Linked DNA regions of Homo sapiens: region 1 is linked to region 2. A link is an interaction called in ENCODE POLR2A ChIA-PET data of the cell type or tissue named here. Cell type or tissue: GM12878. All regions are shown on one strand.

The links. ChIA-PET counts read pairs that join two places held together with the same protein. Peaks named below come from ENCODE experiments on the same cell type or tissue, not always from the same donor. Only the 100,000 strongest peaks of a DNase experiment are listed, where the experiment ranks them.
Region 1: POLR2A ChIA-PET joins it to region 2 with 5 read pairs; 3 of 35 experiments call an interaction of 5 or more read pairs at or near these places.

What each region holds. Positions count from the first base shown.
Region 1 is chr4:139,905,528-139,909,527 of GRCh38, reverse strand. All of the region lies in intron 1 of MAML3 (mastermind like transcriptional coactivator 3), which reads left to right. Among named protein-coding and RNA genes, the nearest start is that of MAML3-AS1, 220 kb to the left of the region's middle. RefSeq lists a silencer at 119-413. In GM12878, no CTCF peak of the experiment used is centred here; a DNase peak (open chromatin) is centred at 2,496.
Region 2 is chr4:139,259,086-139,263,085 of GRCh38, reverse strand. No RefSeq gene overlaps it. Among named protein-coding and RNA genes, the nearest start is that of MGARP, 19 kb to the left of the region's middle. In GM12878, no CTCF peak of the experiment used is centred here; no DNase peak of the experiment used is centred here.

The sequences.
Region 1 (4,000 bases), 650 kb before region 2:
TTTGGCTATACCACTGGTCTTGAACAGTATGATGTTAAAAACTAAGCTGTTCTATGTCTGCCCTCTCTGAGTGGTGAGTTGATGCTTCCCAGGTCTTTGATAATTGTTGGTATGTATTTCTTTCAGCGATGTTGAGATACTTGCATCAAAAGCTCCATAGACGTGTCAAGTATTATGTATACCTGTTCGTTAAATATTCATGCAGTTAGAGAAGTCACCACTGCAGAGGGCTGAGTAATTTCCTTAATGCTTTTCCTCATGGTGGCCAACTGTTTTATAGACATAATCTGACTAATCCTTTCCATGAGGTATAGTAGGGGTCAGATGTGAATATGCCTATTTTCAAATTAGGAATTGAGGTACAGAAAAGTTTAACAGAGTGATCAGAGTCACGAAACTGGTTCTGCTTCTGCCAAGGAACTCCAGTTCGAGTGCAGGAGTCCTATGCTAAGCCCCAGACCTCCACGCAAACCTCTAACTACTAGACAACACTAAGCTTGCAGGTTTAAAACATAAAAAGAAATTGCTAAATGTGATTCAGGGCGTACTTCGCATAATGTATTTCTGTGACACTTCATAGTAATGAGATAATTACCATGGGTACTGTATTAGAGTATACATATTCTGTTAAGTTACAGCTGCAAGAAATCAGTAATGGCCATTAATCATTCCATGTTCATTCTCTGCGAATCTCAGATAGAAGTTAAGCTCAGAGTTCCAACAAACCTAAGACAAATTTTATAGTCATCATTTCTGCTGTTTACATGAAGTTTATGAATACAATAGACTTTCCCTAATTTAAACTAATTTGGGCAAACAGCTGCCTGAATTGAGAAGAATGTGAATTGAAGTATGGTAGTAAATATATACTGCTTGTGATATATTTAAAAGTAACAACAGTAATTCAAACTAGACTAGTGAGCTGTTAGTAAATAAACATCCTTGGGGAACTACTTAAATATCTGAGAAGAATTCATAATACATGTATCAATTGCTTATTTAAATTTGAGTTCTTGAGTTTTTGAGACTCATTTCTATATTAAGTAGGTTAAACATTCCCCTTATAACCTTTATTATACCTATTCTTTTACACAGTAAGCTTTTATTGTACATAAGGATAAATATTCAATTGGCCCTTAGCCAAGTTACAGCTAAATGCAAAATTAGCAGGAATTGGATTAATCAGGTTTTACTACACAGTATACAGAAATAGTGATAGACAAACTTACTATTTTCAAAATCAGGAATTAGTTACATATTTTAGAAGAGAATATGTAAACATATGGTTTACATAAAGTTGAAAGGAAATCTAAAATGTCAGTTTGTTCATCTTCCAACTATACACAAGTAAACCTAGACAGATTATACAATTCTGGGCTGTTAGATCTATAGGGGACTTCAGAGATTTTGTCCAGGGCAAAAATGGCAGCAGAGCATAGTTAACTGAGTTCCAGAGAGGATACAGCTTGGCCATGAGAGACGTGATTCTAGGTCCCAGAGCCCCTCACTCTAAGCTTACAATAGGTCCACCATCCATCTGCTTATTCTAGGTAATACATGCAATGTGGACACCCAGAAAAGGTAGACGGCTTCTATATGTAACCTGGTCCAGTATCTAGTTACCCAAACTGACACGTTCAGACCCTTGATGTCACTTAAGGCCGTTTACTCAAAATCATTCACGGTGAAGAAGAATAGTGCACAGTTGTATAAGTTAGCCAAGTTGTGGTTGCCAGAATGGGATACAACATTGTTGTCTGTGTCAGACAAGTGTTATGCATGAAGGGGAGCATTTTCCAATAGACAGGAGGAAAATTAAAACATGCAACAGCCTACAAATTCCTTTGAAATCAGGAGACTTGTGCATCTTTTGCATCCTCTGCACTCAGCTCAACACCTGACACCCAATGGGCCATCAAAAAGTCACAAATTCTTTTGAATGAGTCATGTAATTTAAACACTTGGTTTTCTGGCATTTTTATAAAAGATAATTGTGATTAGGATTCAAGTGTAATTTTTCTTTCATGTTTACCAAAGTCAAGAAACCTTGGCAGAAGAATGTAATGAATTCTTGTTCTCTGATGTAAAATAAGGATCTTATTTGGTAACTACCTGCCAAGTTCAGAGTTAAGAGTGCCTTCCAGGGTGACTTTGAAAGTAAGTTATTGATTTGTATCCAGAGTCCAAATAGGGACTCTTAGAGCTGGAACAAACCTTGGAGATCATGTAGTCCAACCCTCTCATTTTATAATTGAGGAAACAGAGGTCTGGAAAGGTTAAGTAACTGCTGCCTGATCACATAATTAAGTTTCTTTAGTTACTGTGCTTTGCTGAAATCTGGAAAACACCACATGCATATTTTTGCTTTTCAAGTTCCTGACATTTTCTGTTGTGTACACTCAGGGTATTTTTAAATACTGATAAGCATGTGAATGCAAACCTCATGTAGTCAAATCTGGCAGTGTGGTCAGTCTTCAGTGAAATCTATTACACTGCCTTGCTTGATACCTTTCTGTTCAGCTCTTTTTGATGTGTGGTGTTTAGACAAAAGGTAACAAAATATTCAATGCAGTAAAAATCTTCCTTTCTTTCACATTCACATGACTTCAAAAATATCTCTAAAGTCATCAATTGTTATTACAAAAAAAAAAATTGCTTCTGAACTGAGACCAAGGTGAAAAAACTCTGTCCCAGGGGAGTTTTAGAGAGCTATAACCATGCAAAAGTAGGTAGTTACAGAAAATATTATGCAAACTTAACTGTAGCATTATAATGGAAACTGCATAAATAATATGTGGATGGCTAGGTAAGAAAGATAAAACCATTGAAATACATACTTTTTACTCTACAGTTTTACAGTACGTTTACAATGCACCACAATTTGAACAGAAAGTTGACAAACTCTGAACCTGTTTTAGGCAAAGTGATTTATCGCATGAGGCACTGGGCTGGCGCAAGAATCCTAACCATCATTCCTTGTTCTTCCTCTGAGTTACATTATGGCCCTGGTCTCTATGCCTCGATTTTCCCACTGTACATCTCTCTGCAGTCAAGTGGATTATGGAAAATCATCGTAAAGTGACATTTACTAAGCTGCAGGGAACAAACACTTACTATTCAGAGCCTCCTAAAGTCATGGCAGGCTAACTTTTGCCTCCTCTGAGGTTTTGCTTAGAGTCATCTCTGACTATACTTCTTTGCTAATAGTTAAGGAGTGAATGTGAAGTTTCTTCTGAATTTGGGAGACAAACACTTTTGAAAATATATACATGCTGGGCAGGTGGTATGCACCCATAGTCTCAGCTACTTAGCTACTTAAGAAGCTGAGGCAGAAGGATCACTTGAGCCAGGAAGTTTGAGGCCAACCTGGGCAACATAGTGAGACCCGCCCCCCATCTCAAAATAAGTAAATACATTAATAAAAATAGGAGTATACATATTGTTAAACTCTGAACCAATAGCAGTTGTTGAGTTACTTGCCTCAAGACCAAGTCTGAGCTGTATTGATATGTACGTTAAGGATGGCATTGTCTGTTTGCTTAACCAGCCATGCAAGAATGATATTGGATCATGTAATGGGCTGAGTTGTGTCCTCTCAGATTCATTTGCTGAAGTCCTACTCCCCAGTTTCTCAAAATGTGACAGTATTTGGAGATAGGGTCATTTTAAGTTAAAATGAGGGCATTAGGGTAGGCCCTAACTGAAGATGACTATTATCTATATAAGAAGAGGAAATTTGGACCACAGGAAGATGCCAGGAATGAGTGCTGACAGAGGGAAGACTGTTCAAGGACACAGTGAGAAACTGGCTGCCTGTAAGCCAAGAAGAGAGGCACAGGAGAAACCAACCCTGCAGATACCTTGATCTTGGACTTCCAGCCTCCAGAACTGTAAGAAAATTAATGTATGTTGTTTGAGCCACCCAGTCTGTGGTATTTTGTTATGGCAGCCCTAGAAAACTAATACAGATCACTTCGAATATTTTACCTTTTGTAACCAG
Region 2 (4,000 bases):
AAAATCCTATTTATTTATTTATTTTAGGGACAAGATCTTGTTCTGTTGCCCAGGCCAGAGTGCAGTGGCACTATCATAGCTCGCTGCAGCCTCCAACTCCTGGGCTCAAGCAATCCTCCAACCTCAGCCTCCCAAGTGGCTGGGACTACAAGCACATGCTAATTTTTAAAATTTTTTTATAGAGACAAGGTCTCTCTATGTTGCCCAGGCTGGTCTTGAATTCCTGGTCTCAAGTGATCCTCCCACCTCAGCCTCTCAAAGTGCTGGGATTACAGGGGTGAGCCACTGTGCCTGGCTTTGGCAGGAATTATTTGTAGTTCATGTTCATACATCCATCAGCAGGTGCATAATATTTGGTGCTTTTCTCTTCATTATGTTAGAAGCCATTGATTCATTATTTTATTAGGAGTTGTTAAATAGTGATACCCTTTCTCTATATTCTTTCCATCTGTTCCTTCCACTTTCCAATACAGAATCATTTTGGCTTATCGTTCTTTCCATTTTTTAATATAAACTAGATATATGTATTTATATATACCATATAGCATATATAGTATATATGTTATATATAGCATATATATAGCTTATACAAAGAAAAAATGGAAAGAACGATAGGCCAAAATCCTTCTTTCTTAGCTATATATATAGACAGAGAGCTTATATATATATATATAAGAATATATATATTTTAAGAATTTCTTATATATATAAGAATTTACTCACAAATTCTTCCCATCCTTTATATATATAATATATATAAACTATATATATTACATATATTATTATTTTTCTTAAATAAACAGTAATTTACTATACGCATACATTTTTCTACCTTGCTTTTTGCATTCAAGTATATGCCTGGAGATTACTCTAAATTATAGATAATAATATTTCTCATTGCTTTTCATGGTTGCATAGAACTACGTTGTGTGGGTACCATGGATTGTTTATTCAACCAGTCTCCTACTGATGAACATTTGACTTGTTTCTAGTATTTGCTATTACAAATAGTGCTGCAATGTATAGCTTCATGCATATATATTTTTGCCACTGTATCATTGGGATAGATTTCTGAAAGAGGGATTACTAGGTCAAATACATTTGTAATTTTGCTGCTATTACCAAAGTCCTTTCATAGGAGAACTACCGTTTTACATTCCCAAAACAACAATGTATGTGAATGCCTGTTTCCTGTTTTACACGCAGTAACAGCAATGTATGTGAGTGCCCTAACATTTGGGTTTTTGCTCATGTGACAAACGAAAAATACCTCAGTGCAGTTAAAATTTGCATTTCTCTTATTAAGAGGGAGGTCGGGGCCGGGCGCGGTGGCTCATGCCTGTAATCGCAGCACTTTGGGAGGCTGAGGCGGGCGGATCACGAGGTCAGGAGATCGACACCATCCTGGCTAACATGGTGAAATCCCATTTCTACTAAAAAATACAAAAAATTAGCTGGGCGTGGTGGCGGGCGCCTGTAATCCCAGTTACTGGGGAGGCTGAGGCAGGAGAATGGCGTGATCCCAGGGGGCAGAGCTTGCAGTAAGCCGAGATCGCGCCACTGCACTCCAGCCTAGGCTACAGAGCGAGACTCCGTCTCAAAAAAAAAAAAAAAAAAAAAAATAGTGAGGTAGGGCTGGACCCCGTGGCTCACTCCTGTAATCCCAGAACTCTGGGAGGCTGAGGTTGCAAATCGCTTGAGCCCAGGAGTTGGAGACCAGTCTGGGCAACATGGTGAAACCCTGTCTCTACAAAAAATACAAAACATTAGCAGGGTATGATGGTGTGCGCCTGTAGTCCCAGCTACTCAGGAGGCTGAGGTGGGAGGATTGCTTAAGCCTGGGAGGTCAAGGCTTCAGTGAGTCATGATTACACCACTGCACTCCAGCCTGAGTGACAGAGTAAGTCCTTGTCTCACACACACACACACACACACACACACACACACACAAGTGAGGTTGGATATTAAAAAAAATTGTCTTTTTTTTTTTTTTTTTAAGATGGAGTCTCGCTCTGTCACCCAGGCTGGAGTGCAGTGGCGTGATCTTGATTCACTGAAACCTCCTCCCCCCAGGTTCAAGGGATTCTCCTGCCTCAGCCTCCTGAGTAGCTGAGACTACAGGCGCCTGCCACCATACTCGGCTAATTTTTTTTTTTTTTTTTTTGAAACGGAGTCTTGCTCTCTCTCCCAGGCTGGAGTGCAGTGGCTCAATCTCGGCTCACTGCAAGCTCCGCTTCCTGGGTTCACGCCATTCCCCTGCCTCAGCCTCCCGAGTAGCTGGGACTACAGGCGCCCGCCACCACGCCCGGCTAATTTTTTTGTATTTTTAGTAGAGACGGGGTTTCACCATGTTAGCCAGGATGGTCTGGATCTCCTGACCTCGTGATCCGCCCGCCTCGGCCCCCAAAGTGCTGGGATTACAGGCGTGAGCCACCGCGCCCAGCCAGTCAGCTAATTTTTTGTATTTTTAGTAGAGACTGAGTTTCACTGTGTTACCCAGAATGGTCTCAATCTCCTGACCTTGTGATCCACCTGCCTCAGCCTCCCAAAGTGCTGGGATTACAGGTGTGAGCCACCGCGCCCGGCCAAAAAAAATTTTTTAACATACTTTTTTTTTTGTAGCTACAGGGTGTGACTATTTTCCCTAGGCTGGTCTCGAACTGCTGGCCTCAAGAGATCCTCCCGCCTCAGCCTCCCAAAGTGCTGGGATTACAGGCATGAGCTACCACACCTGGACTTTTTTTTTATGATTAGGGACCATAAAAACATTTTTTTTAATGGTAAGGACTCTATGCATTTCTTTTTCTGCAATCTGTCTGTTTACATCTCAGTGCATTTTCCTGTAGTGTGTCAGTCCTTCCTTCTTCTGTTTTTTAGAAGCTCTTTCTATGCTAGGGACATTAAACTTTAGTCTGTGATATAAATTACAAATATTCTTCCAAGTTTGTGATTTATCTTTTTATTTTACTTATGGTATGTTTGTAGTATAAGATATTTTTATTTCAGTGTAATCAAATTGATCAATCTTTTTATGTATTGTTTCTGAATTTTGAGCCATTGTTAACATAGTAGATTGAAAAAAAATAGTCACTAATTCTTCCCACCTTTTTGTATACACTCCTGTTAATTGTGACTTTAGGTCAGGCATAGTGGCTGACACCTGTAGTTACAGCACTTTGGGAGGCCAAGGCAGGAGGATCACTTGAGCCCAGGATCTTGAGACCAAGCTGAGCAATATAGCAAGACCCTGTCTCTACTTAGAATTTTTTTTTACTTAAAAAAATTTTTTTAAAATAAAAAAGAAATGTGGCTTTACATCTCTTCCCATCAAAAGATAGAGACTGTTTCTTCATTCCCTTGAATTTGGGCTGGCCTTGTACTTTGTTTTGACCAACAGAATGCTATGGAAGTGACTTTCTGAGCTCTCACCCTTTTGAAATCCTGATACTACCATGTGAAGAAGCCTGAGCTACCCTTCATGAGAAAGAGAGATCATATGGAGAGAGGTGCCCCATCTACAGCTAACACTAAACCCAGATGTGTAAGTGAGGCCATCCCAGACCATCGAGCTCCAGCCACGATGCCACATGACTGCAGTTATATGAATGACCCCAGGGGAGACCAGAAAAGAACTACCCAGCTGAACACAGACCAAATTGATGACCCGCTAAATTGTGAGCAAATAAGATGGTTGTGTTCTAAGCCATGAAGTTGGGGTAGTTTGTTAAGTAGCAATATGTAGTTAAAATACTTAGGAAATAGGGCAGGCTCAGTGGCTCATGCCTGTAATCCCAGCACTTTGGGAGGCCGAGGCAGGTGGATCACCTGAGGTCAAGAGTTTGAGACCAGCCTGGCCAACATGGTGAAACCCTGTCTTTACTAAAAATACAAAAATTAGCTGGGCGTGGTGGTGGGCACCTATAATCCCAGCTACTCAGGAGGCTGAGGCAGGAGAATCACTTGAACCTGAGAGGTGGAGGTTGCAGTGAGCCCAGATCAT